Linked DNA regions of Mus musculus: regions 2 and 3 are each linked to region 1. A link is a loop called in an ENCODE intact Hi-C map of the cell type or tissue named here. Cell type or tissue: heart. All regions are shown on one strand. Links, peaks and the distances in the headings refer to the core of each region. The heading gives the core; the rest is flanking DNA. Region 1 holds the start of Gm31562 (a long non-coding RNA gene). Region 2 overlaps Fyn (Fyn proto-oncogene). Region 3 overlaps Fyn (Fyn proto-oncogene).

The links. Peaks named below come from ENCODE experiments on the same cell type or tissue, not always from the same donor. Only the 100,000 strongest peaks of a DNase experiment are listed, where the experiment ranks them.
Region 2: a loop joins it to region 1, with 2.2 times the contacts of the local background. A loop is called at or near these places in 5 of 42 quality-filtered maps.
Region 3: it touches region 1 in a loop (3-fold over the local background); 9 of 42 quality-filtered maps call a loop at or near these places.

Annotation. Positions count from the first base shown.
Region 1 is chr10:39,235,716-39,245,600 of GRCm38, reverse strand. Gm31562 (a long non-coding RNA gene) reads right to left here and starts at 790. Exons shown (of 5, transcript XR_871584.3): 1 at 352-790. In heart, for the core only: a CTCF peak has its summit at 5,575 (motif pointing left); DNase peaks (open chromatin) are centred at 5,630 and 7,840; H3K4me3 peaks cover 627 bases; H3K27ac peaks cover 1,440 bases.
Region 2 is chr10:39,458,354-39,468,238 of GRCm38, reverse strand. The region is part of intron 3 of Fyn (Fyn proto-oncogene); the gene reads right to left. Among named protein-coding and RNA genes, the nearest start is that of Fyn, 93 kb to the right of the region's middle. In heart, for the core only: a CTCF peak has its summit at 5,192; a DNase peak (open chromatin) is centred at 5,328.
Region 3 is chr10:39,445,341-39,455,225 of GRCm38, reverse strand. It overlaps Fyn (Fyn proto-oncogene), which reads right to left. Exons shown (of 14, transcript NM_001122893.1): 3 at 91-160. Among named protein-coding and RNA genes, the nearest start is that of Fyn, 80 kb to the right of the region's middle. In heart, for the core only: no CTCF peak of the experiment used is centred there; DNase peaks (open chromatin) are centred at 3,925, 4,636 and 5,775; H3K27ac peaks cover 1,779 bases.

The sequences.
Region 1 (9,885 bases), core at 2,948-7,947:
GGAAAACTAATACTTCTACAAATAATGCAATAAAAATGTCACTCTAGTGACAAAGTGGCCTCTACTGGCTACTGAGAGGAGACCAGGTAAGGCCACTGGTCTCATTCTTTGGCTAAATGAAGAGATTGTTAACATTGGTGGGGACTGGTTCAACCTTCACTGAAACTCTCAGAAAGACTAGAACTCAGCAGAACACACCCAAGTGACTAATGTAGCCGAAGGATGGCAGGGACCCAGATGTCTCACAGGGACGACCTTGAGGCTAGAGGTCAAGAGTAGCCACCCTGGGGCACTCCAGACATGAGCAACATTGTGCAGGCAGCAGGGACGACTTCATGAACGAACTCTTACCTTGGGTCCCATTTGCTTGTCTCTGTAACCTTCAAGCATGCTCATACATGCTTTTGCTGAAAGGACCAGCATCAGAGATCCCATGACCTTAAGAATCAAGTGGCTCTGTCTTCATTTCAGACCACTGAGCAGCTAGAGAAAGGCGGTTATCAAGCAGGTTCAGGTTGAGCAGAATGCCTGTGCAGTTGGGATGGAAAAGAGCCAGGGGAAAGAGGCTGCTGTCTTCCCCATACACCCAGACTCTCAGGCCTCCAGGATCCTCCTGTGGTAGGTAGGTCAGTAGGTCACAGGCTGATATCTAACCTGGGATGGGGGAGGGAAGAAAAGGGAAACAGGAGGATTTGGAGGATTGGCAGAGTGAAAATCTGCACAGAGCACTTCAGCTCACCTTTGTTTTTCCCAAGAGATCCCTGAGCCTGCTCAGTCACGCTATACATTCTGTGAGTGAGACAGCTTACTCTGTTTTTCTTTTTTTTATTTTTAAATTTTTTTATTCCTTAATCTTTTTATACAGTCCAGCCCTAATTCCCCTCCCAGTCTGCCCTCTGACTGTTCCTCATCCTATACCTCCTTCTCTGTCTCCAAAAGGTTGTCACCACTCCCCCACCTCCACCCCGTCAGACCTCCCCACTCCCTGGGGCCTCAAGTCCTCAGGGTTAGGTGCATCCTCTCTCACTGAGGCCAGACCAGGCAGTCCTCTGCTGTATATGTGTTGGTGGCCTCATATCAGCTGGTGTATGCTGTCTGGTTGGTGGCCCAGTGTCTGAACAGTTTCTAAGGACAAGGGAAATCTGCATTGTAGGGGTGCAGGGCTCTGAGAGGTATGGAGGTGTTGAGGGAAGGAGAGGGGGTCCTGTAGAGTTTGGCACATTTCAGAAGATGTCAGGTCTGACAGAATGTCATACGAGGCTCTGAGGAGGTAGCATGGCATTCGGCATGTGTGTGTGCCGGCAGCTCACAAGTGAGGGTGGGTATAGACAACCCTGCCTACAGACTCCTTCGGTGCTCCACAAACCTCGCACATTTGCATTAAGTGCTCTGGAGAACTTAACCTGTGTGATGAGAACATCTGGCCGGCATTGACCTTCATGCCTAAAAAAAATAAGTATTTCATAGTAAAAAGTATCTAGGGTAAGAAACATTAAGAACAAAACAGAAAAAAACATCAGTGGTCTGAACTCTCTCTATAAGGTGAACAGCCCCGTTTGCATGGGGACAGGGAGGGGAACTGTGCTCAGTTGCAGCTGCTGAGAAACTTACAAGCAGACAGGTCAGGTTTTAGGTCTGGAGACTGACACCCCACCCCCAACCCCAGTGATGTGCAGTTGAGTGGTTAAAAGTTCTGAGACCCTGTGAGAACTGGAAATTCTTGGTTCTCAGCTGTCAGATGGAGAAAAGGGAAAGCAAGCAGGAGGAAGCTGTTCCCACTGAAGATCGATAGAGAGGTGAACGCATTCCGGTGGCGTGAGTGTGGGCGGAACAGCAGAGGGACTTAGATGGAGAGCTGGAGATGGGATTCTGTGGAGAGCTGTCCCAGATGCCACCAGGATTCCCCTCCCCTATCTGAAGGTGACTGTCAGCACCTTCATAACCTCACCACAATCAATATACATTTGTTTAACAAACAGATTTAGAATAGAAAATATTTATGTGAAAAGTTATCAGCAGGCACAATAGTAGTGCATGCCTATAATTCCAGCACTCAGGAAGAGCATTAAAAGTTCAAAGCTGGGCTGGAGAGATGGCTCAGCGGTTAAGAGCACCGACTGCTCTTCCAGAGGTCCAGAGTTCAAATCCCAGCAACCACATGGTAGCTCACAACCATCTGCAATGAGATCTGACACCCTCCTCTGGTGTGTCTGAAGATAGTACAGTGTACTTACATATAATAATTAAATAAATCTTAAAAAAGAAAAGTTCAAAGCTATCTTAGTCTACCTAGAGTTCAAGGCTAGCCTGGGCTAAAAACAGAGTTACTGAACACCTAGGCTAGGATTAGACCTTGTCCAAAACCAAAACAAAACACCAGCAAAATATGAGTATTTACTGAACTACTATTAATAAAGAGGACTATGAAGAGGTAGATAAAAGGGCAAACTATAATCACTTTTGATAAACTAATAAACTCATCCAGGGTTAAAAATACAAATATACAGAGAAGCATAACCCATAATTTACTCACATCTGGATGGATGCACACATTAAATTTGTCCCCTTTTTCCTTTTCTGGTGTCACAGGTTTTGCTGCTGCCAATACACCTGTAAGAACATGCTGTTGAACCTTCACTCATACCTACAGGCTAAATTAGAGCGCTGGCTGACTGAGCTAATAGGTGCACATATAAAAGTCATTGTAGGTTATACCTGCCCTTTGCAGAGGGGCACAGAACAGTTTTATACACGAGTCGGTCTTTACGTTATGATAGCAACGTGATCGCAGATGAGGTTGGAGAGGAATCTGCCCTGGTGAAGAACTGAATAGTCACCCATGCAGAGCCAGCCGAAAGTTACAAGAGAAGATGCTAAGAGTGGAAAGACCTGGGTCATATCCTGGCCTCAGCCTGGCTGCATCACGTGAGACAGAGAGACACCACTGTGGAGCTAGATTGGGATACAGCAGCTACCCTGAATGACAACCTTCCAAGTGCTATTGTGGGTTTGCATGTGTGGGCTGTGGAGGCCTTTCTTCCCAAGAATTGCTGTTTAAAATGCAGAAACTCATCTGCTCTGCTTCAATCATGGGAAGTAGCCGTGAGACCTGGTTCTGGCCTGTTCTTCCCAAGGTACTTGTGAGGGACAAAGTTGGGAGATTCGCATGTGTACCACCCTGCCTCTGCGTGGGGAGTTCATCACCCATTCTTGTAGCATTGGCAACGGTGGAAACTGGTTGGAGCCAGTTAGTTCGGGTCATTGATTATGCCATCAGGAAAGGCTTCGGGCACAGGGGAAAGACAGGAGGAAGCCTAAGGAAGAGAAGCCATCAGAACATCGGAGGTTGTGAAGCTGTCTGCTGCTTGAGGTGGCTCAAGTAGAGAACCCTCAACCAGCTTAGGCCAGATGCTGCACAAGAGATGAGTTCAAATATCAGGAAACCAAACAGGAAACTCTGCTTGAATCATCAGTCAGCAGACTGTATGGAGAGGGACCGCACGACTTAGTTAGACAAGGTGACTCTGAAGAGTATAAGGCGGTGAGCAGAAGTCATATGAGTGAAATCTAAGATTCAGATGTAATTCCAAGGTTGTACAAAGTTGACAGGAATGGGTTTTGTTGCTCAACAAAGGACAGGTTAACACTGAACATGACCCTCGGCTCCAGGCTCCATGAGAGAAAGCCCTATTGACTCACCAGTCAGTTAGGCAGGTGCTCTATTTCTGAGCAGCTGTTAAAAACCTTCGGCTTACGTGTCCCTGTAGCTCATTTATCCACTTATTTCTGTGACACCTGCTACCATGGGGGCTGGGAGGCAGCATAGGTGTACGTCTTGGCAGGCACAGAATAATCTGAGCTCCATTCAGTCAGAATGCTATCTGGCATCAGGGAGGTTGCCTGTACTCTGAGGGGCTTTGTGCCAGTGTCAAGAGATGTCTCCCTGTGAGACAAGGCCTGGAGTCACAGGTTTCTACTTAAGTTGGTTTCTCTCACATACACAGGACCTCACAAGAGGGTGCAAACAGGCCATCCTGAGCCTTGAATGCTAGAGAACACCACACTGAAGAAAGCCTGGGCCTCATTGTCTCAGGATAGTCTAAATGATGGTTCTCAGCCCGGGGGGTCAAACAACACTTTCACCGGGGTCACCGAAGACCATCAGAAAACACAAATATTTACATTACAATGCATAAAAGTAGCAAAATTATAGTTGTGAAGTAGTGACAAAAATAATCTTTCAGTTGGGGGTCACCGCAGCATGAGTACTAAAGGGTCCCACATTAGGGAGGTTGAGAGCCACTGGTCTAGAAGCAGCCCCCTTGCTCACCCGAGCCTTCGGAACTGGCTTTCACAGGCCATTGACACCAATGTGATGCCAATACAGGCATCCAAGTGGTTTGGAAGCCATCCCACTTGTATTCCGAGAGGACATTAACACAGCACTGCAGTCTTAAGTGGAGAGAAAGATGGAGTGTGGTCCAGAGAGCTCTGGGCTCAGACCAGTGGTGCTGTTTCAAAGCTCTTCTAGGAGCTGCACACTTGGCCATCCTTCCTTCTGCCTGTCTTGTGCGTGTTGCTCAGGTCCATTCCGGTTTTGAGGGGCAGCGGGAAAATAGTCCCTGACTGCTCCCTATATCCAGTCTCTCCCCTGTCCAGGCCAACTTGAGTAGAAATAAAATTTAAAAATATAAAGTGCCTACTACAATGCTATGCAAAGTGCTATGCACTTACTTAATTCTTGTGTAATTTTATAAAGATAGATAACTTCATTTTTAAAATGTTCATTAGTTTTTTTGGACATGTTTTGATTTTATTTACCTCACTTGCCCAACTTTTCTCTGGTCCATTCTCTTTTCCGTCCACCCAACTTTGTGCGTGTTTTGTCTTGTTTTGTTTTTGTTTCTTAAAAATCTCTGATAACCAATTTGTGCTGCCCAAATATGCTTGCACATGTGGCCTTCTACTGGAGAGTGGTCAGCTTCTCAGGGCCTACTCGGATAGACTAGGAGGCAGCCGGGCAGTGCCCTGGTACATTGATAACAGCTTTGACTACACTCTCGTTCTTCACCTTCAGAGCTCTAACCATTGAGAGAAGCTGCAGGTACTAAGGGTCTTTACTGCTGCTGTCTCCTCGTGTTTCTTGGTTATTTTATACTCTGGGTATAGCCCAGCAGAGAAAGAAATAAGCCCCAGTGGTGTGGGGTAGTAGTGGCGATCAACAAACATATAGTTAGTATTTCAGCTTGGCTTCTACTCGGGTCTGATTGTTTGATGGTCGTCTGGGAAGAAATGATACAATAGGGCAGTGGGGGAGGCATTGGAACCCGTTGAAAAGTCAAACTGTGCGGGGGTGGGGGGTGTTGAAAACATTCTTTGATGATTTGCTGTATCTTCTTTTGACTTCTGTGATGAAAAGCAATGTCCTTGCAGGCAGCACGAACCTACCCTGGGGAGTGAGGGAGCTGATTTTCTTTCACTGAAGTCTGCAGATTGCTTTGCAGTGAAGACCACGCGGCTCGGGCTTCCCCGCCCAACGGGGGAGCCGGGTTTGATTGTAACGAACAGCGACCTCTAGTGGGTATCTTAGAATTTGCATTTGGCAAAGACTACACAATGAAATGGGAATCCTGATCGAATTCCAAAGGAACAAAGGAGGCACTTTCCCATTGTTTTCCCTGGTAGAGAAGTCCGGGATCCAGGTCTGAAGAGTTCTCCTCATCTGCACCACTCACTCTTGGAGGTGATACTCGACACATTGCCTCCCCTGCCCCTTCCTTCAAACCTGTCACTGGCTTTGATTTTTAAAGGCTCTCCTGCTTGGCTCAAAGATATCATAGTCATCAACTTCTCTTAGTGTGATTGTGCATGTGTATATGTGCGTGAATGTGCGCGTGGGTGTGTGCGTGTGGGGGATATGAATCATCATGGCACTGGAAGATAGAAGATCAGGGCCATCCCAGAGAGCTATTGGGAAGGCTATTCTCCATAGGGGAATAGAGTGCCTGTTCACCCTAGTTCATTATGGCTTCTTCCTTGGGCTGCCATCCCTTTTCCCATATGAGGCTGTATGTTGCCTTTGAAAACAAAATCCTCTCCGTGACCCTACCTCTTCCACATAACAGCAGGTGGCTAGTGTAGGTTTCTTCCTGTTCTATAGCTCTGATCTCAGCCTCACCCACACCTAATATTCCAGGGTCTGCTCTCCAGGCCGAGTTAGCTCTGTCGATGGTATTCATTCCCAAGGAAAAATGGGGGCAGAGAGTGACCTCTGACTTTGTCAGGAGCTGGGAGAATTCTACTGGAGAAAGGCTGAAATCACAGCTCCTGGCCTGTGACCTCACAGATTTGTGATGGGAACAGGAGTCTGAGGTCTGGGGCATGAGAGCATAGATAATAGAATAAATTTAGAGACGTTTAAAGCCAACACAGTCTTGATATGTGGATGCTGTGATCACTGGGCTGGGGCTTGAAACAGCCTTTTAAACTAAGTTTCAAAATGGAGGTGCTGTGTGCCTTCCTGTAGCTTTAAGCTGTGTGTGACAAACTTCCTGTCCCCTGGGCTTTCCTCATACTTTGAACAAGGCTTAGGCATTTGCTCAAAGCCATGGCTCTCAGGGACAACCAGCCCATACCACCACTGCTCACACAAGCTCACGGCGTGATGAAAAGTTACCTGTCAGAAATAAAACATACATTACATGGATACTTTACTCCTTCCTATTCGGCAGCGACTGTTGTTCTGACAAAGACTCGATTCTTGGCTCAACTCCAGGCTGGCTCCTCCGGGCTCTCTTCTTGACAAGCCCTCAACCTTGACCTACAAAGACTTGGACAAACACTAACACAGTTTCTAAAGTTCAAAAGCTGCACCCCCCATGAACGGCCCCAGGCTTCCCAAACAAGCTGACTAGAACATTCAAAGCTATTAAAAGAACTTAATGCTTGTCGCAGTCGGTACCTGAAGACAGGACCCCTGCATCTCCATCGTTGTGGGAAGAAAGAGCCAAGTGGCAGTAAATATCGAGTAGACCAGGCTCCTCTTATAAGACTATTTTAAAAAGCAAATGGACCTGTGTCCAATCCCAAGCACACACATAAACTCTAAAGCAGGCCTGGCAACATACACCTATATGAGATTCATCACTGGGGGCAGGAAGGCTGGAAGAATGACATCATGAGAACTGAGACAGGGGGATGCCTATGTTCAATGAGAGACCCTGTCTCTAAAACCAAGGTGGTAAACAATTGAAAAGGACCCCCAATATGCCCAACTTTGGCTCCCACACATGCATATACACACATATGTGTATATATCAGAATACATGCATACACAAGCAATATTAAAACATAATTTTATAGTTTTTGAATAATTTTATAATGGCTTTCATTATAGATGATAGATTATGAAAATCTCTTATCTACTTTGTCTCTGTTTTCCTTCCCGCTGATCCCCATCCATTCTCCCTTTAAAATTCCTAGTCTCCTCTGCAGATTGAGGCTGAAGTCAGCTCAGGCTATAGTCTTTCACCTATCTATAGTCAATCAATTACCAATGTATATCTTCACCACTCTAATGGCAAGCTTTGTTTGTCTCTGACAGTCCATTCAGTGGATGATGGGCACTGGAGTCACTGCTTGTACATATTTGCCATGAGATATAGTACTGGATGGGATTAGAGGTGAGGAGGACACATCTGCCCCAACACCGGGAGTAACTGGGACCAGCAGAACCCAGACATCCAGGAACTCAGCCCAACCAGTGGCATGGGTTCCTTCTGGTCTGAGCCAGTGCCCTGAGCAGACCTTGGCTGCAAACTCCAAAGCCAGTTACACTGGCTCCACACCCAGGCACTCTAACACGCCCAGGATCACAAGGTTAACAGGATTCCAGGAGCTTGGTCACACCAGGATCTCAGAGTCCCAGGAGTTCTGACACAACCAGGATCACAGGAAGGACAGGCTCCAGTCAGATATAGTGAAGGCACGTAGCACTCGTGATAATCAGATGGTGGGAGACAAGTGTAAGAACATAAGCAACAGAAACTAAGGTTACTTGGCATCATCAGAACACAATTCTCCCACCATAGCAAGTCCTGGAAACACCATCACACCAGAAAAGCAAGATTTGGATTTAAAATCACTTTTCATGATGGTGATTGAGGACTTTAAGAAGGTCATAAATAACTAACTCCCTTAAAGAAATTCAGGAGAACACAGGTAAACAGGTAGAAGCCCTTAAAGAGGAAACACAAAAATCCCTTAAAGAATTACAGGAAAACACAATCAAACAGGCAAAGGAAATGAACAAAACCATCCAAGATCTAAAAATGAGAATAGAAACAATAAAGAAATAACAAAGGGAGACAACCCTGGAGTTAGAAAATCTCGGAAAGAGATCAGGAGTCATAAATGCAAGCATCACCAACAAAATACACGAGATAGAAGAGAGAATCTCAGGTGCAGAAGATACCATAGAAAACATTGACACAACAGTCAAATAAAATGCAAAAAGCAAAAAGCTCCTAACCCAAAACATCCAGGAAATCCAGGACACAATAAGAAGACCAAACCTAAGGATAGTAGGTACAAAAAAGAGCAAAGATTCCCAACTTAAAGGGCCAGTAAATATCTTCAACAAAATTATAGAAGAATACTTCCCTAAACATTATGAGATGCCCATGAACATACAAGAAGCCTACAGAACTCCAAATAGACTGGACCAGAAAAGAAATTCCTCCTGCTACATAATAATCAAAACACCAAATGCACTAAACAAAAAAGGTTATTAAAAGCAGTAAGGGAAAAAGGTCAAGTAACATATAAAGGCAGACCTATCAGAATTACACCAGACTTCTCAACAGAGTCTATGAAAGCCAGAAGATCCTGGGCAGATGTCATATAGACCTCAGAGAACACAAATGCCAGCCCAGGCTATTTTACCCAGCAAAACTCTCAATTATCATAGATGGAGAAATCAAAATATTCCCTGACAAAACCAAATTTACACAATCTCTTTCCACAAATCTAGTCCTACAAAGGATAATAGATGGAAAACATCAAGACAAGGAGGGAAACTATACCCTAGAAAAAGCAAGAAAGTAATCTTTAAACAAACCCAAAAGAATATAGCTACACAAACATAATTCCACCTCTAGCAACAAAGATAACATGAAGTAAAAATCACTTTTCCTTAATATCTCTTAACATCAATAGACTCAATCCTAATAAAAAGACATAGACTGACAGACTGGATATGTAAACAGTACCCAGCATTTTGCTGCATACAGGAAACGCACCTCGGTGACAAAGACAGACACTACCTCAGAGTAAAAGATTGGAAAACAATTTTACAAACAAATGGTCCCCCAAGAAACAAGGTGGAGTAGACATTCTAATATTGAATAAAATCAACTTTCAACCAAAAGTTATCAAAAAGGATAACGAAGGACACTTCATACTGGTCAAAGTAGAAATCTACCAAGATGAACTCTCAGTTCTGAACATCTATGCTCCAAATGCAAGGGTACCCACAGTCATTTAAAAAACTTTACTAAAGCTCAAAGCACACATCACTCCCCACACAATAATAATGTGAGACTTCAACACTCCATTCTCAGCAATGGACAGATCATGGAACCAGAAACTAACCGAAGACACAGTGAAACTAACAGAAGTTATGAACCAAATGGATCTAACAGATATTTATAGAACATTTCATCCTAAAGCAAAAGAATATACCTTCTTCTCAGCACCCCATGGTACCTTCTCCAGAATCGACCATATAACTGGTCACAAAACAGGCCTCAACAGATACAAGAAGATTGAAATAATCCCATGTACCCTATCAGATCACCATGGACTAAGGCTGGTCTTAAATACCAA
Region 2 (9,885 bases), core at 2,807-7,806, 220 kb before region 1:
TGTGGAACCTGTGGCAGGAAGACTGCAAAAGGCCAGCCTGGGATACGTAGTGAGACAAACTAATAACAATAATTAAAAAAAAAAGCCTAAGAAGTAATTCCAAAACAAGAAATCAGAGAAGGTGTGCACACACAGAACAGGCCATGTGAGGAAGCAGGGAGGCTCTTGGCATCGACAAGCCAAGGCCTTCAAGAAACTCCCTTTCTGGAACACTGACCTCAGACTTGTAGCATCCAGCCGTGGGGAATCTGCTTCTGCTGCTCAGCTCCCCTTGGCCCTCAGTCTCAGGCCTTTCGTTACGGCTCCCTGAGCTGATATACCAAAGGTGACCTGGATGGAAACAAGCACCCGGAAGTGACCTGTATCTGTTTCTCTGATGTGCTAAGGGTTCGAGACCACATTACACTGTTCTTTCACAAAAAGGAAACAGCGTGGGACATGGAGAAGAATGCTCAGCTTGAGGGATCATGAGGAAGGGGTCATCTCAAATAAGCTTTCCATTAAAAAGAATTGAGTGTGGTGTGTGCTGGGAACTAAACCTGGGTCCTCTGCTAGAGCAAACAGTGATCTGAACTGCTCAGCCATCTTTCCAGGCCCGCAGAAAGACTCCTGAGAGGGGGAAAGAGTTCCTGAAGCCTGGGGAGGGTGCAGAGTTGGTGTGGGTTTGCTGCTAGACTGCACATGAAGTGTAACAGCTGGATGTGGTGGGAGGCAGCTGGACAGAAACCATAGAGGCTCTAATGTCGCTTCAGCCTTTCTAGGCCAGGGCACAGGGCCAAGCGGACTGGGAAAGGTCTGAGGGAGAAAACGTGGAGACTGACACAGGATGACGAGGGAAGGCAAAGAGAGTGACGCTTGTCAGCACATTGTCTGAGGTGCATAGAGGGGAGGTGTAAGAATCCACAGCTAGTAATGCAACTCTGCTTCAAACACATGCCTAGGACCGATGCCTGTCCATTGTTCTGTTTAAAGTCCCAAACCAGGCTGCAGACGTGGCTCAGCTGTGAGGAGCACTGGCTGCTCTTTCAGAGGACCTGAGTTCAATTCCAGGTAACCATATGATGGCTCATGACCATCTATATGGGATCTGATGCCCTCTTCTGCCAAGCAGGTACACATATAGATATAGCACTCATATACATAAAATAGATGAATAAATAATTCTTTTGACAAGTTGTGATGGCACAGGCTTTTAATCTCAGCATTCGGGAGGCAGAGGCAGGTAGATCTTCATCAGTTTGGGGCCAGCCTGGTCTAGGGAGAATTTCCAGGACTGTCAGGGCTACACAGAGAAACCCTGTTTCAGAAAACAAAAACAAAAACAAAACAAACAAAAAAAGCAAGCTAGCTCCTGGTTGTCACCCCCACCCCACAGAATGAAGATAGGAAATTAGTATTGCTTTTAGATTTGAGAAATAGAGAAATTAACCATAAGGCTTCTAGGCCACAGGCCACCTCAGAAATCAGCCTTTTAAACACAGCAGTTGTGACTGGACTGGCTCTTGATGTCCTTCTCCACTAGAGCACAACCTAGGGTCAAGGTGAAATGTCCCTGTCATGCCCTGTGGCAGAGTCTCAACCTGTGTGCGTCTCAACCCCACAAGGTTGCACATCAGATAGTCATATGACAATTCATTAACAGCAGCATCATTTCAGCTATCAAGTAGCAATAAAATAATTTTATGGTTGGGGGGTCACCACAACACAAGGAACTGTATTAGAGGGTCACAGTATTAGGAAGGTTGCGAACCACTGCTCTATAGAATCAAAGAACCAACAAGGGTAATTTGGACAGACAGCTACAGAAATGTATAGAAGAGTGGTGGATGGGAGGGGTACTGACCACACCGACTGTATTTTCAGTGCAGGCTCAGCATGTGCTCATCTTCTGCTATAGTAACAGAATGGGTCACTTACGGAGCAGAGAGGTTTGTTTGAGCTCACAGTTCTGCCTGGCTTCTGTGGAGAGTGATCCCAGGGAGAGAGAGGGAGCAAGAGGTAGCAGAAGGAGCAGAACCTGCTGCAGCAGGCCTCTTCTAAGAATGAACCACGAGAGAAGCAGCAGGCCTTCTGGGCGACAGATCAGCCCTCACACACCCTCCTCTGGGCACAGGACAGCACCTTTCACTGCATCTTGTGAGGAAAACCTGATTTATACCATGAGCTTCCAGTACCCATGCAAGTACAACGCTGCCGTCTGTGATCAATGAATGACAGACACAATAACATTTTATCTTTTTGCCCATGGCTTTTCTAAAGCCTAAAGATATATGGAGATGAAAATCAGGTTAGCAATAACAATTAACGCTCCTAAGGTAAAATGGTGGCGTGCTCTTCACCTTCTGGTGCCTTAGCAGCCCGGCTCTAGGGTTTCTCTGTGAATACTTCCTGATGGTACCAATGTGTGTAGGTGTGTGTGTGGTGTGTGTGAGTGTGCGCTTGTGTATAAATGTGGGTGTGTATTTGTGTGTGTGGTGTGTGAGTGTGGGTATGTACTTGTGTGTGGTGTGTGAGTGTGTGCTTGTATGTGTGTACATGTGGGTGTATATTTGTGTGTGGTGTGTGAGTGTGTGCTTGTGTGTATATTTGTGTATACTGTGAGTGTGTAAATGTGGGTGCATATTTGTGTATGCTGTGTGAGTATGTAAATGTGGGAGTATATTTGTGTGTGTGTGTAAATGTGGATGTGTATTTGTGTGTGTGTGTAAATGTGGGTGTGTATTTGTGTGTGTGGTGAGTGAGTGTGTGTCTGTGTTTGTGCATCTCCTGCTCCCACTCTGCTTTCCAGGTACATTCCTATCACAAGTTTCCTCACACACAGTGATTACAGGATATTATTTTTATCCATTAAATAAATCTCTCTGTACCATGTGATTTCCCAGGGCAGTACCAACCATACACTCTATCAGCAGCCTCCAGGGGATTTGATAGATAAAATATCTTCCATGGTGGCAGATGTTAAAAGCTTGAAAAATGTTGAAGTTGTTTATATGCACAGAGTTTAGGACAAGTCTGTCAAGGTACAGGCTGCCCACAGCTCAATTCTCCCTAAGAGTGATGGATGCAACTGGGTCCATGTGAGTGGTTCTTACACTCTTCTTAACTGGACCCAGTTCCCAGGACACCGACTGGGCACTGAGACATCTGCTATCCCCCTAGAGAGATTCAGAGACAGGCTCCAGGTCAAGGGCCACTTGAGTCAGATTTATCTGCCCAAAGCCTTCGCCATGTCCTTTCCCATTCCTCCTTCCTCAGCTAACCACTGGGATAGCAAGCAAAAGAGAAACATTTTTACTCAAGAGATAAACTAAACCTGGGAACCAAGAGACACTTGTCTAGAGTCAATGACAGTCTCTGGCTACTTGGGACAAATACAGCCACTAAAAAGACATTGTGAGATGAACAAGAGCTAGCCACCCAAGGAAATAAAGATGGGGTTAAGCCAGGACTAAGAAGAGTGTTGTGCCCGTGAGCACTGCTTTAGGGAAGGGCGGGTAAGGAGAAGGCCTTCCTTCCCATTGCTCTGATTCCACATCACCTCACACTACAGCAGTCTGAAGGGCAGGCTGCAGGCACTCTGGGAAGAGGAAAAGCCACATCAAGTTACAACCTCAAGGACACACCACTGAGGGAATCAGGAGAACCCATGCACAGCTCAGGACAGCAGCTGGGGTGGGTGCCACTCTTCCTTCAGCTGCTGCATGACCTCAGAAAATGCACTGCAGGTATATCCAATGTGTCACCGAGAGTGGTGGACGATATGGGTCTGGGCCCCAGGTAAGAACATGAGACAATCTTTTCCCTACGAAACTTAGGTTTTACAAATCAGTCTGTGTGGGGGTGATCACCATAGATTCAAGGTTTCTTAGTCCCAGTCTTTTGCCAGCCTCCTCTCCACACCGTGATTATGGTCTAATAGGTCACACAATGGAGTCAACAAAGAGCTGCATTTGACAGAAACAGAAGCTGACCTTTCTACTGCTTTAATATACAGTGGTATAGTATATAAAAACTGATTCAAAAGGAAAAGCTGGGGAGATGGCTTACTGAGACCTAAGTCAGGATCCCCCACGACCATACAAAAGCTGGGTACCATGACACACGTCTGTAACCCCAAAGCTGGGAAGTGTGACAAAGAGCCATTGGGCTTCCCAGGCTTGCTAGCCTAAGTAATGAGCAGGGAGAGACTCTATCTCAAAAGGTGAGGCGGAGAGAACAGAGAATAGCATCAATGCCAACCCTGGGCCTCCACATTTATACATGAAGAGTGCACCCCCACATACACGCATGCAATACATACAACACATACACACATACAATGACACAGAGTAGCAACAAAAGAGGGACATAAAACTGGGTGTGGTAGAGATGTCTGTAACCCATTACTCCACAGGCTGAGATTATAGGTTAAATCTCCCAATACCATCCCATCAAAGGAAGCATTTGTGACATTTAAGAATATGCAATACCTGGGGGTGGGGGAATGGGAGACTTTTGGGATAGCATTGGAAATGTAAATGAACAAAATACCTAATTAAAAAAAGAATATGCAATACCTATGTGTTCTATGTGTTCTCTGAGAAATTACTAGATAATAAATATTTAAGAATCTATTGATTAAGAAGGAATGAATTATCACATCAACTTGGTCTTGAAAAAAAAATGACATCAAGCACTTCTAAGAAAAAGAATCGTGTAAAGTCCCATGGAGAAAGCAGAGCTATGCTCTAGCACGCGCCAGCATTTCCAGGCTGTGGCCTCCCTGGCTGCCAGGTCAGAGGCAAACTGCTGAACGGGCAGTTATGGTCTCACGAAGCATCTCCCTGTAATTAGGGTGCCAGGGGAAATGGCACAAGGAGGAGAGAAGAATGTGGCCTCAGATTCGGGGGAGGTGAGAGCACTGATTAGGTTTCTCTGGGGAGATTTAAGTGAAAGACCAAGCTACTGTGACCTCGGCCTGCTATGGGGCCCAGGAATGCAGCCAGGAGTCACCATGAACACACCTGAAAGGTGACTCCTTCAAAGTGAGAGAAAGACACAAAGTGAGAGAAAGACACAGAGTTCCAAAGGTGTAGTCTAAAGGTTTCATGGCACACAACATTTTGGGTATACATTGGGTTAGAGAAGACATGTTACAAGCACCAAGTTTACTGGTGTTGAGACAATGATTCAGTCTGCACTAGTGAGTTCAAGCCAGTGGAGGGAGCATGGCGGCTGGAAGGCTCAGGTGGTTTGAGTAAACACTGTAAGCCAGGAGGTGACCTGCCAGGGAACATGTTCTGGTTGCTACTGGAGAGCAGGCAATTTTCCCTTCAGGAAGCAGGAGAAGTAATGCCAAGAGATTCAAGATGATCAAGTGTAACTGGCAGGGAGCTGCGGCTCTGCGCCTAGAGTGGTTAATCTGTTAACCGGGAGAAGGGTGGAGTTCTCACACACGAAGGAAGGTGACGGAAGCTCTCAGTCTGCACTGCTGCTGCTGCCCTCCAAACCAGCGCAACTCTAGAGAAAGCAGGCTGGACCTCACGAGTGCTGTCCGCAGCCAGGCCCCTCCTGGAAGCTGTTTCTGTGCTCACTCTGCTTTAGTTCTTCCTGAGTACAGGCTACAGAGTTCCCTATGCTGTGTACACACTGATACACACGGAAGACAAGTGAGCACAAAATGGGCAAATACAGGACAGCTTGAAAAGGAAAATCCTATGATACTCAGAGGGAAGTGCCATTTAAAGGAGACATAAGAAATATCTACTTCTGTGCTTTTAATCAACTAATCAGAACTCTAAGGCTTTGATTTAAGGAAATCCAATGCCTTGGAGTATTAAATAATCCAGTTAAATAATGCTTTTGTAGCCTGTAAATCACGGCAGTGATACAGTTTTACTGCAGGATAACAGTTCCTTAGGCAGAGAAGAACCTGTGAGGAGCAAACACTCAAAGGACAAAGGAGCATCCAGTTCCTAAACACGGCCCCGCCATCAGGCCGCCTCAGCCAGCAGCAGTGCTGGGCCCAACTTCACACCAACAGCCGACTGCTGATGAATACCTAAGTCAGGACAGGGCACGCCCAGACCCAGACTTCCAGCTGCTCATCTGAACTCTAACACCATCTGCTCCTTTCAAAAGTGAGGGTCTTGCATCTCCCCAGCAGTTTGGGGACCTTCCCAGACTGGCAGCATCTGCAGCCTGAGGCAGGTACTGCACAATGGGAAACAGCCAGTGGAGATCTTGGGCATGGAGCCATGATGGAGAGAAGTGGCTTGATGTGAGCCCCACTTCACTGGCTGTGTGACCTTTGCAAGTTACATCAGTCATCTGAAGTGTGTAAGAAACAAGCAAAAGAAATCCTACATGCAAGGAGGCCATGAGACACTAGGTTATAAGAAGCGCTCTGCAGAAGTTACCCCTTTTGATCCCTAAAGGCAAGAGAGAAAATGTGTAGTACAATCTGCTATTACAATAAAATCTAGCTGACTACCACAAAAATCAAACATATGAAGATGTGTATCATATGGTACAGAGAATTCAAGACAAGAGAGAGCAAAAACTATCAGGTAGTCTTCCAAAAATAACTAGGATCCAGGCAAAGCTCATGCAGACACCAGACACAACCAGACGAGAGAAGGTTTCGTCACAGCCCCAAGGAAGGAAAACAAGCTGACATTACCTGCCCTGTGGTGTGGCATCATATTAGACACAAGGCATCGCTTACGATGCATTCTTCCTGAAAACAGTTTAATCTCTATTTTCACAGATTCATACTTAGAACCAGAACACAGAGATGCTTTTCTAGATGTCGCAGAACACACACACACACACACACACACACACACACACACACGCACGCGCACGCGCACACACTTACCCCTTTATATGTAACTGAAAGAGAATAAAGCAGACATATTACACATAGAACAAACGGTAACTTTAAGTAAACTGAGAGGTGTCTGTGTCATTGCTTACTCTCCTGACCAGTAGTTTTGACATTTTTCAAAAATACAAAGTTTGGGTGCTGGAGAGATGGCCCAGCAGTTAAGAGCATGCATTGCTCTTCCAGAGGACCTGGGTTCTGTCCCTGGCACCCACATCAATTGGTTCACAACCACTTGTAACTTGAGCTGCTCCAGGGCATCCTACATCTCTGTACACCTGCACTTAGGTAACATAAACCCCATACAGTCACAGAAAAATACACAGTTAAATAAAGTAAAAATAAAATAAAATATTAAAAGTTAGTGAAGGAAGGCAGAAAGAAAATAAAACAACTACTACTGCCACCTCCAAACACAGAAGGTAGTGGTGGTGAGCAGGTACCATCCCACCGGAGCATCTGTGTGGACATCTTCCCTCCATACACTCTCTTCAGTATTTCACTTTACTGCTTTAACGAATCTGGTGCATACTCATTCAAGCTGGCTTGCCATTGTTTCAGCTTCTTTGCTGGCTGACACCCAAACTGAACTTTACACAGATCTCTGTCAGCAGGCTGTGTTAATCCTCCAGGCAGGATGAAGCCTCAGGGCAAATCTACAACTCAGGATGGGACACCCATCAGAGATGCTGATATCTCTATTAGAATGAGTTCTTAAAGTTTTATTTTTTTTTAATTCTCTCTGTGTGTGTGTGTGTGTGTGTGTGTGTGTGTCTGTTTGTCTGTCTATTCTTGGAGGCTGGGGCTGCAGCTGGTTGTCAGCTCACCAAGAAGGATGTTAGTAACAGAACTTGGGGCCTCAGGAAGAGCAAAGAAACATTTAACCACTGAGCCATCTTTCTAACCCTATCAGGATGGTTTCCGGTTGGTAAGATTTGATAAAAGTCTATGGCCAGAGCATCTTACCGGACTCATCTTTCTCTCAAAGAGAAGGGTCTCATTTTCCTGTGCTGGGCAGGTACAGGGGACTGATTAGCCACTCCATGGCGTGTCAGCGAACCTGTTCCAGGAACAGCACGCTGTGCTGAGTTCTGGTGCATAGCGCAACATCACCCCATCTGCAGAACAGCCGCCTGAACCCCATGTCTAGAGTTCCCAGTGAAGCAGCAGTGAGGACTTAGATGCCTTCAACCCAATCATGAGTGTGCAACTGGCTCCACTTGTGTTCATTGCTCACCTAGCCCTGCCTCTCAGCATGGTGCTATAGGTGCTGTGGCAGCAGAGCCTTGTCTTTCACAGGCTCTGAAGGCTAACTGGCATCCCCACGCCACTCCCTATCAACAATGCCTCTAATTCTTCCGAGGACAACAAACACTCCCACACATTACAAATGCCCTGCCTTACACAGGCAAATTCAGGAGCCTCCGACTTTGCCTGGTGACTTGACTCCATCATCTAAGAACTAGCTTGGGAGGATCAAATGCATTGCAACCCTTTATAAACTTTGGAGGAGCAGCCCGAGTGACATCTGGATACGCAGCCTCCCCAGCACAGCTGAGACAGGGCTGGCCACTTGTGTCCCGGTCTTTTCTAACATACATGACAGCTTCTGACTCTGAAAATACTTCCCCTAAGTCAGTGAGCAGTTGGGGCTTCTACACGTCGCTACAGATTAAAGCCACACTGTGGCGTGAGTGCTGGAGTGAGGGCAGATGGCAAAGCCATGGGCAGGTCCTGGAGCAGCTTCACGGAAACTGGTTCAGGATGCAGCCAAAACTGTCCTGGAGAGAAAATGGCACCTGTCTTGTGAGCAAGTGATAAAAAGATGGCCATGGTGGCCTCGGCTATCAGGATTACACAACAAGGCAGAAGATGGCCCGCCCCTCCCGTATACAGGCTGGGCTTCAAACTTTAGACATCTCCTTACACATCTGAAAGGGAACCTTGGAGGCTGTGCCAGACCACCACACACAACAGTCTCTTGAAGTGTAAGCTGCGAGCCAAAGCTGAGGCGGGGCAGGGATTCTCCGTTCCGTGCCTCCAACCTTCTACAGAGCCTCTTAGCAGGACATATCCACCGAGAGACAAGCTGGCCCTGGTCCCTTTCCAGAAACTCCTCTGATAAAAGGCTGCCCCCACCCTCCTCAGGGTTCATGCTTGCTCTCCTCTGGCCTTCATGACTCAGGATGTAAGTGAAGCGCCTCTGTCCTCAGGACTGGTCAGTGCTTGGGGCTGCAGAGCTTTGTCTGCATGTCTCTGCTTCTCCACACCATTTAAATGACAAGCTGATTTCCTTATGCAATGTGGTTTCTCCCTTTATCAATCATTTTTAATTAGGCCTGGAAAATGCTGACTGGGCAGAAATACCCAGCTTCTCCTTTAAGGCTGGGAACCTTCTGTACAGGCAGAGCAATGAGGCCACGAAAGGCTGTGGACAGGAGGCGGAGCTCATCAGAGTCATGTGTCTAGAAGAAGAGAGAAAGCAGATGCTCACTGCAGATCACAGGCCACCAGGGCAGGACAATGATGTTCTGGTGTGACCCATGGCAGGGGTCTGGACCTGAAGCCATACAGACACTTGTCCCATGTAAAGCACAGTGTCTTTTACAGCCTCTCTCAACCATTTATCTTGGACACTTCTGTACACTGCTCCAAGATCTCTTCATCTTAAAGACAAGAACTGACAACAAAGAGTCCCCACATCCCTGGGCCTGGCCATCTGAAGCAAGGCTTTCTTGTCTGCCTTTGTTGAACACATTTCCACCTCATTCATGAGAGAGCAAAAAATACAAGAAAGGAATCAAGGATCATAAAGGCGAAAGAACATCACAGCAGAGCTTTCGTAAGAACATATTTATGTCCTCAGCATATGCCACGCCCTTTCTGGCCTGGAAGCTGGGTGAGTGTAACCTAAAATACACCACACAAAAAGCACAGTTACCCTCCCAAAATAGGCCCATAATTAAGTAAAGTCTTTTCAAGAGAATTGTTCTGCATCACAGTTTGACATATGTTGCTTT
Region 3 (9,885 bases), core at 2,717-7,716, 210 kb before region 1:
AGGTTTGAAAGATACCTGGGCAGTGCAGGGCACCTCTCGGTGGCACCATTTTACACTAAATGTGTTAGAAATAAATGGAACAACACTTACCCAAATTTCCACCAACTATCACAAACTTTATATACACCACATGTCTTCGAAACCAGCGGTCGGACTGACTCTGAAAAAACAATGCAGATAGACTCCTTATTTACAATCTGTTTCAATGTGCCCAGGGCTTGCTCTCTTTGTTCCTCTTCACCTACCGATCGATCGATTGGGGCACCCATCCATGCAGCAAACTCCCCACCACCTGTTCCTTTGCTTTGTTTGCCCAGAAAAATGAAACCAATTTATGAATTATCTTAGCGTACACTAATAAGAAAAAAATACAAACCTGTGAGCAGTTGAATCAGTGAGAAACTATGCTTACAAATCCGAGAATCTCCAATCCTTTAAAGCGACCGAAAGCAAGAGAACAATGGACAATACCTAAGATTAAACTCCTCACCTTTCCCCCTGGGCTAATTCCTCTCCTCTTTATCATAGCTCTTCCTTCTGCCTAGTTCTGGGAGGTCGAAGGCTACTTTTCTCTCTCCTCTTCAGTAAATCTTATTTTCTTGTCTGTAACATAGGACCTGTGTTAGGCACTTTCCAGGGTCATCATTACTGTATTAACTCAGTCACACACGGGACACGGGGAGGCTGAGAACAGCAGCAGCTACTAGGAGCTGAGCACACATAAGCTTTGCCCATCTCGCTCCTCACTGCCCCATCTAACATGGCTTCTCACCTCTCCTGCACACCAGGCCCCAGACCTACTGCTGAGCTGTACCCAGGCTGGGATTTCTCTCCTGACATTCTATCTGGTCTGCGTCATGCCTTGCTTACAGAAAACCCATGCCCGGCCTTCACTGCCTCCCTCCCACCCCCTCCACTCACTCTCCTGGCTCTGCAAAGCATTTTCCCCGAACACCTTTTTCAGGGACTCTTCTTGTTACCCACACGTTTCCGCATGAGATAATGTCAGCCTGGGCTCATGCCTGTCCAGGCTTTATTTCTGCATGTTCTCAAGCAGGTGGGGCCTTGACAAGTGCCTTCCCAGGCTCTTCCCATCCCATCCATAACAGTAGAAGGCCCCAGGTATTTTCTTAGGCAGGAGCTCTTTGCCCTTCTGGACTATCTAGGCCAGTCTATAGCGTTTCTCAGAATTCTAAATGAAATTTTTGTTGGTGTTACTGTTAGTTCAATTTTTTTTTTCTTTTTTTAAGACAGGGTTTCTCTGTGTAGCCCTGGCTGTCCTGGAACTCAGAAGTCCGCCTGCCTCTGCCTCCCAAGTGCTGGAATTAAAGGTGTGCACCAATTTTTTAAAGAATAATATCTTTAAGTACTTCAAATTAACATGTGAAATTCACAGTTTAAAAGGAGGAAACTGCATCCATATTCAGTTATCAAAATATTTAACAGCTACATAGTGAGACTGTGTCTCAAATAAATAAATAGATAGATAAATTTGAGATTGATTTCCTTCGATAGTTCAATGATTTTCTGCAAAAATCTAAAGTAAATGCCATTTTTAGGAATCCTTAAATGAAGTCGTATTTTAGGATGTCCTTAATTGTAACATAACATAAAAACATTTATGAATCTACTCATATTCTATTCTATACAGAGCTAAATCTATTACATAATAAAGGAAATGCCCCAGTAAAGGAAAATGGAGAGTAGATTCCTGCCTGCTAGACTGGGGCCCTGACCCGTTAACTCCAGCCATGGCCCCAGTCCTTGCAGCCAAGAGTACCAGATTCAGGCCTCTCCTCACTCTCGTTATCTCATCATCTTCCATTGTTTCATTGATCTTCCTAGTTTGGGAGAGTCACATTATTTCTACCTCTTTATTCCTGGTTTACTAATACCCTCCCCTATCACCGGCACAGTAAGGGAAGCAGTCATCAATACTATCTGAATCAATCAGTGATTAAGTACACTGATTGTACAAGCTTGGCTAATATTAATATTAGCTCATCTCTTTGGCAGCATATGAGGTCCTAAAAGTGTAGATGGACATCTCAACATTCTATATTTAGATTATAAATGACCGAAGTTAGGCAACAAAATGTTCTCTTCTTTTTAGAGAGTGGATCTTCATGTGTGCTGATGACTGACAGGGCTCTGGGAACAGGCCAGCTGTTCAAGTATTTACTGACAAGTAACACCCTGGATGCCTACATGGGCATACGTGATAAGTATGGCCCCTGCGTCTCTAGAGCATCAAGTCCAGCAACCTCCCTTAGCTGGTCCAGAGCAGCCAGGAATCTCTCCATCTCCCAGGGTCGTGCATAGTATAGAATGGTGAACCATGTTGGCCAGGCCAGTTAGCAGCACTTGGAAACTAGACCAAGATCCAACTTCCTGTCAATCAAGCAGACCTGACCCTGTGGTGCTGCGGCAGGTCGACTGAAGAACTAGCCCCAGGAGTGATGTCTCTGCATATGAAACCAGAGGTGACAACTTCAGGTAGGTCAACTTAGTATCTGGCTACATCTTTTATTCCAAGCTCTGCGGCATCTATGATGAATCAGGGTCATGGTAGACAGGGTTTGTCCATATCCTTTTTATCCAAGCAGCTTTGTCAAGGGGTGACCGGGTATCTTTTGCCAAAAGCAAACAAAAAACAGGATAGCTATCCCTTTTCAAAGTGAAGAAAGCCTAATGATTTCCTCCAATGAGCATCAGTAACCAGGGCACAGTGACCAACTGTTTGGGCAGAAATTTACCACTGGCAGCATTTTCCACATCTAACATCATGTCAAGTGACTCTCAGGCCATGTGGCAGTGTGTTCTTCCTCTCCAGTAACTCCCAAGGCTGAGCTATTTATCTACTGTAGGAACGAGCGCTGGACCTAGCACATAACTCTTTTATACTACAGCACATTTATCGCCATCTCATTAGGATTTGGATATATGCTTTTAGTTACCAGTAGAAACAACTAACGCATAACAAAGAGTGGTTTGTCTTCTGCATCTTTGTGCAGTCGTGAAGGAGTAATGCTGATTTTGTGGGCACTCCCACACAACAGTGCATAGCCCCCTTTGTACTCTCTGTTTCTAGGGAACACCAAGGCTGTGCATGACATCTGAACACACTATGAACAGGGATGGTTCTCATCAATGCAGGGTTATGCTCAATTTCTTCTTCCTAAGGGAGCCCTCGCATACACTTCCCCAGCCACCGTGCCTTAAGAGCAGGGCAACAGTCCCTGAAGGGGAGCCATCAGGATGGTTTAGGGCTTTGCAGGACACTAGCCCACTGACAGGACCTTTCACAGGAGTTGTCAAACCAAGCTTTCCCAGGTGACTGCTGTGAATACTCTGTGTATACTCAGGGTGGAGACCCCCAGACTCTTGCCAGTGACCGAGTCAACAATAAACTTACAGGTCAACATAAGCCAACGAGACAGAAGAGTTTACTTACTGGGAGCTTCCTGCTCTTCTGGGAGGATCTCTTTTGTCCGGTGTGTGTGTGTGTGTGTGTGTGTGTGTGTGTGTTTGTGTGTGTGTGTGTGTGTGTGTGTGTGTGTGTGTGTGTGTGTGAGTGATATGCCTGGGACGTTCACAGCTCTGCTGCTGTAGCCTGGGGATGCATGCTGCTGGTCCTGGAGCTAGGGAGAGCACAGGGAAGCAAGCTCAGTGTAGATGAGCCCAGCACCTCTGAGTTCCCATGCACTCCTCACTGCTTAGGTCTCCGTGAGTGGAGGAGCTCTCAATCCTGAGTAAGGTTATAAATGAGAGAGAGTGGCAAGGCCCTGGTCACGCCCCTTTCTGAGGAGTCCAACTCTGCAGAGCTTCATTCTGTTCAGGGAACTGACCCAGCAGTGCCCTGGTTACGGTGACCGTCTCGTGTCTGCATTTCCAGAAGCTTCCAACTCAGCTGGACTCAATCTGCTAGCGGATATGCTGAGCACTTCCCAAATTATCTTAACCAGAGTGGCCACTGGTTGCCTTCCTGAGAAGTCACATGGATGTCATTTCCTGTAAAGACAATAGGAGACTAACTGCTCAGCCCCAGCCTCCAATAGGGAAGGTATGTAATTACTGAAGGGTAAATAAGGAAGAGCTTGGGGCTTCTGGATCTGCTCCAATTACTTGTGGGATCCGGTAGGTGGGTGGGTGGGTGGGTGGGTGGGTGGGTGGGTGGGTGGGCTCCCTGGTCTGGAAAAGATCTGAGGGCTGTATCCTCTGCAGGCATTTATACCCTTTCACATGTTGCTGGGTCTCAGTAAAGACCCAGATTTCTGAGGAAAGCAAGCAGACTGGCCATTACACAGAGCCACATGTGGCTTCAGTGTCATTTTGATTCCCATGTAGGAGTTGTGTATAGTTGTGGAGGTCGGGAGTGTCCCACAGACAACTCTGGTGTTTCCTTGCTTGTCAGCCCCATTGGGGAGAGGCCTATGCTGGGATTTACCTGATTCTGTGTCTGTTGTGGTGGCCTGCTGAGAACGAGTCTTCTGTCAGGCAGTGAGACGCTGCTATCTGCCTCCCTCACAGCTTCTGCCGCAGCTGCCCACCTCTCAGACCCTTTCTGCTTTCCCTTCCCTGCCCGCTTCCCTACTTCCAATTTCCCCAGTCCCAGCAGCATCCTGTGCCATCAATTCAAGCTGCCCTGCTGCCATTCTGGCTTGCGCCTCATCCGCTACCTTCAGCTGGAAGGCAGGACCTCTCCTTGGTCACTGCTGTGTCCCAGTGCTTGTGCAGATCCTGGCATGGGACTAAGAGAGTGTCTCACGGGAGCTCCTGCTACTTCCTGTCTCTGGCTTCTCTCCCGCCTTACTGTATATATGAATATTTAGGGCACAGGCTGCTTAGGTCCCAACTACAACCTGTCATCTGGGAAGGATTTATAGCCTAGACCCATACTTCAAAAGTGAGAAATGTTTTACTGTGGCTAAGAAGCTTGTGAGAGGCCTTCTAAGCAGAGGGCAGCAGAGATGGGCATTTTAGCCAGGCTGCTAACCCAGCGCTTTGGCTGCTATGTCAACACTCGTGCACACACGCACAACAGTCTCTCCAGGGAGCCTACTATGCAGTGAGCACTCAAAAATATTTGTTGACTGGCTGAATAAATGACTGGGTCTCAATGAACGTTGCAAGGGGTTGATCAGTTTGTCATATAGTGGAATGCTCTCCAAAAATACCGACAAGGAATGGGGGTTACGAAGCTGCCAGCCAGAAACCAGACTCTGTCCCACACGGTCACTGAGTCACGTCCATCCCGGACTGTTGAATCAATGACACTATTAGAAAGTCCATGACTACCAGGTATGATGACACACACCTGTAATCTCAAAACCTGGGAGGCTAAGGCAGGAGGATTACAAGATGATGCCAGCTTGGGCTACACATTGCTAGACCCTGTCTCAAGATAAAACAAAATCAGTGAATAAAAAACAAAACAAAACAAAACAAAAAACCAACCCAAGTACCTATTATTTATAAGGTTGAACACAAGCAAAGAATAAGGTCTGAGAGAGGTGGTGAGCCCTTCCCTGCCTTCTCCACTCCCCTGTGGCTACTGCTGTCATGTGTAGAGCTGGCATCTTTTGAGCACAGTAACAAGAGATTTAAAACTCAGCCCCAACTCCACCTCCTCAGCACAATATTCTCTGAAGACCTATAGCCAAATGGTCCAAAGATGAGAGCTCTGAGTGGTCCACTGACACACTGAACAAGCACCATACAAACAAAGCTTCACCCACCGCCAGAGCCAGGACGGTTTGCTAGTGAACCATACCCACTCTGAGTGACTGCAGACTTCCCTCCTCCTTTTGGGTGGAGTCGGGGGCTGACTAACAGGGTACTCTGGGAAGGCCTCACTGACCTATGGGCTAGCCCCGCCTGCCAATTCTGCTTTCCCTCCAGAAAGCTATATGGCCTCAAGCAAGGCTGTGGTTTTATGATTTGCTGGAGTAGAAGCAAACAGCAAAGGGAGGAGGGGGAGGAAGGGGAGGAAGGGGAGGAAGGGGAAGAGGAAGATGAAGATGAGGAAGACAGAGTGGAGAACAGCATAGGAGGTACTAGGCCAGCAGGAAGGAAGTACTGACCAAACACAGACTAAGGGAATGTCAAAGTCAAACTTCAAAAGCTGGCTGCTCCTTTTATTTTGAGCACTAGGAAGACACTGCAGAGGCTCACTTGTGTGCAAGGAAAGCACGGGCAGGGCAGAGGTTCACTGTGTGCAAGGCATCCCAGAACCAGCCAAGAGTTCATTCTTGGCTCCTAAGAGGCTAAGTGTAGATTCCTGAGATTGTGGCTCTGAAATTAGATTGGGGGCTCATGGGCACTGAGGCATGGACTGTAGGCAAATGGGTAGCTGAGCCTAGGGGGTGCAATTGCCACCACCAAAGCAACGTCCCAGCAATACCATTACCAACATAAGTTCATATCTTTATTATTACTACAATGAAACCTATAAATCAAGGGTACCCCACTCATTTGGGATTGTCACTAGAACAGTGAGTTGACTGTCTAGTGTGGGGTTGACTCTGAGCCTCTAACTCATTAAGATGAACTCATTAGGATTAGTGCCATAATCCTATCTTTCTGCCCAGTTGTGAAATCACCTCAGGCAGCAGATAGAGTGAGAAAACAAAGCAAATACTGTTTTTTATAGCAAACATGAATTGTTTCTGAGTTGCCCATTTATGTAAGGCTGTTTCTAGGACCTGCAATCTAGTCTGGATTAGAAACACTGCATTGCTGTGATGCCCACCTCCCACCCCGGCTCCCAGTCTAACCCGAGGGCTCCAGGCAAGGCTGGGGAAATGCACTTCTGTGTAATTTTACTTCTAGCCCAGAAGGCAGGTTAACAGTGAATCACACAAACCTGAGATGTAGGCCTTGACTGCATCAAGCTTGAGAATGGACAAGATTGCTAAAGAGTGTCTTAGCATTTAAAAATTAGTTTTTAGTACCAGAACCCAGAGTGTTTCTCACATACCCAGTGTACACACACACACACACACACTAACACACACACACACACACCTTTATATAGAGTCGCATGGTCAAATTTACTCATACACACTCATAAATACACACAAACATGCACACTCACATACATGCGCACACAACACACACACATTCAGCTTAACATGTACACACATACTTGTATGTATAGGCACTCATAAATGCACACCCATGCTCACACGTACACTTCTAAGGCTTATACTAACTTGTCATTATGAGGCAGAAGTGCAGCAGGCCAGGTTTCTTTAGATCCCATCTGCCAGGCCCAGCGTGCTAAGGGCACTGACAATTAGGGCTCTGCTTCCTCCTTGAGCCAGTACCCAAGTCTTAGCCTTGAATCTCAGAGCCCAGGTTAAGGTTCTTAGTTACAGCACTGATGAGCCAACATCTTGTCAAATTTATCCAGAACCTGTTTTTACCACCCCTGAGGACACAGTGTTTTAAACCAACACACCTCCCATAAAACAGGATTTCTCTGGTGTTCATTTTATTTGCCCAGCTCTGGTCTGGAGTCAGGGAGACTGATTTAAGTGCAGTTAAGCTTAGTAAACTTGGAGAAAATCCTTAATGACTGAATACAAAGAAGAAAATGCCCTTCTCTCCCTTGTGCTGTTAACAAACCTCCATCAAAAGACAGCCCATTCCCAGCACCAGGAGATGGCTCTGTGGCTCAGGAGCTCGCTGCTCAACCCCGGACTGAAGGACTGTGGTACATGGACTTGTAGACATCAATTCTCTCACAAATTCAATCTTTAATTTTAAATAAAAAGATAACTAGTGCCCCCCCCCGAAAGTAATCAGTAAATAGAAATTATCAGGAAATGTAAAGGACAAAAAGCAAGAAAAAGTCTGAAAAAGCAAACAAGGCTTTATCAGATATGGATATTCTCTATAAAAACCATGGTACAGGAGAGCCAGACCAATAGAACACAACAGTCCAAGACAGACAGACACCGAGTCAATGTAGGCATGACTGAATGTCAGCACATAGTTCCGAGTTCACCGAAGGAATTAAGTTGAATTGTACCTTCCCAAAAGATATGCTGAAGTCCTGACCTACAAGGACTTCACAAAGTGGCCTTAATTGGAAATTACATCTACACCTCCCTTGTAGATATAGAGACGAAGTTACGTAGAGTAACAGTGAGAGCTGGAGCCAGCGGGATTTATTTATTTATTTATTTTACCTAAAACAAGAAGAGACACAAGGAGACCCCAGAGAAGATGATCACGTGCTAAGGAAGAAAGACAAGGACCAGAGCAATGCAGCTGGAAACCAAGAACTGCCTGTCCCCAGCAGCCAGCAGAGGACTCTCCCTGCCAAGCCTGAGCGCTGGCTCTGGCCTCCAGAGGACATGTCTGAGAGGATCCATTTCTGTTGCTCAGGCCATAGGTCTGGTTGTCCCTGTTACAACAGTCCCAGGAAGGGAGTACACATAACATCAGTATCTTGAAGAAGACTGTATGAAAATTAGTTCTAGGGGCTAGAGAGATGGCTCAGCAGTTAAGAGCCCTGACTGCTCTAAAGAGGTCCTGAGTTCAATTCCCAGCAACCACATGGTGGCTTACAACTATCTGTAATAGGATCTGATGCCCTCTCCTGGTGTGTGTGAAGACAGTGACAGTGTACTCATATACCTAAAATAAATAATTAAGTCTCTAAAAGAAAAAGAAAATTAGTTCTAGATGAATGGCAGAATTAAGAAAAAAAATCAAAAAAAGGGGTTTCAGAAAACAACACCTTCACATTTTTCAACAGGCAAAGTTTTAAACCAGAACACACAAAAAACATACTGGGCAAAAAGGAAAATATCATAATTTGAATTATAGTGAAATTAAGAATCCCTTTATGAAATGACATCATCAGAATCAGAAGACGAGGAAGAGGTAGTAATAGTGCAGCTATCTGACAGCTAAGTCTACACATCGCTGAAGAAAACCCAAGGAAACGGGCAAAGAGTTGAGAAGGAAAACATGGGAAACAGCCAACACACTTCAAATATTTTAGTTTAACCATAAAAGGAAAGCAAATTAAGATCACGACAGCAACAGGCCCTGCTCAGACCGGCTGATGTAACCAGGACAGGCACAAGGAAAGGCCGGTGAGGAAATAGTGTTTGTTCACAGGCAGTCTTCTTGTTCACTGCAGGTGCGCATGCTCAGAGAGTGAACAGACACATCTCAGGACTTTGACCCCCAGGAGTACATACGTCCTGCAGAATACTGCATTTGCTTGCCCACTGAGGGCACTAGCAATAGTTTCACACTGGGGACAACGTAAAAGTCCTTCTGTGGTACAGCTGAATGAGTTCTGACATACAACGTGGGTCATACGGCCGCGGGAATGGATGATCTCCAGCTTTAACAAGGGCATGGGTAGCCGGGCGTGGTGGCGCACGCCTTTAATCCCAGCACTTGGGAGGCAGAGGCAGGCGGATTTCTGAGTTCGAGGCCAGCCTGGTCTACAAAGTGAGTTCCAGGACAGCCAGGGCTACACAGAGAAACCCTGTCTCGAAAAACAAAAAAAAAAAAAAAAAACAAAACAAAAAAACAAACAAAAAAAAAAAACACCAAGGACTTGTGCTATTCATGGAAGTGTTCTGATAGATAAAGCCCAACCTTTATTATTTAAGAACACCATTCCTAACTGCACTTGGTGGGCGTTCTCTGCTGAAGACCACAGGGGCCTAGGAGTTTCCAGTATTTGAGTTCATTCCTTTTCCACCTGGCTGCTGCTAACAGGTGAGCTCTCCTGAAAAATTCCTCCTCAATGTGCTTAATGACTTTTGCATTTTTTATGCAAGAATGCTAAACTTCCATTAAAAAAAAAAAAAACTAGTACTCCTGGCATTATCCCAAGGAAATCAGAAACAAAAA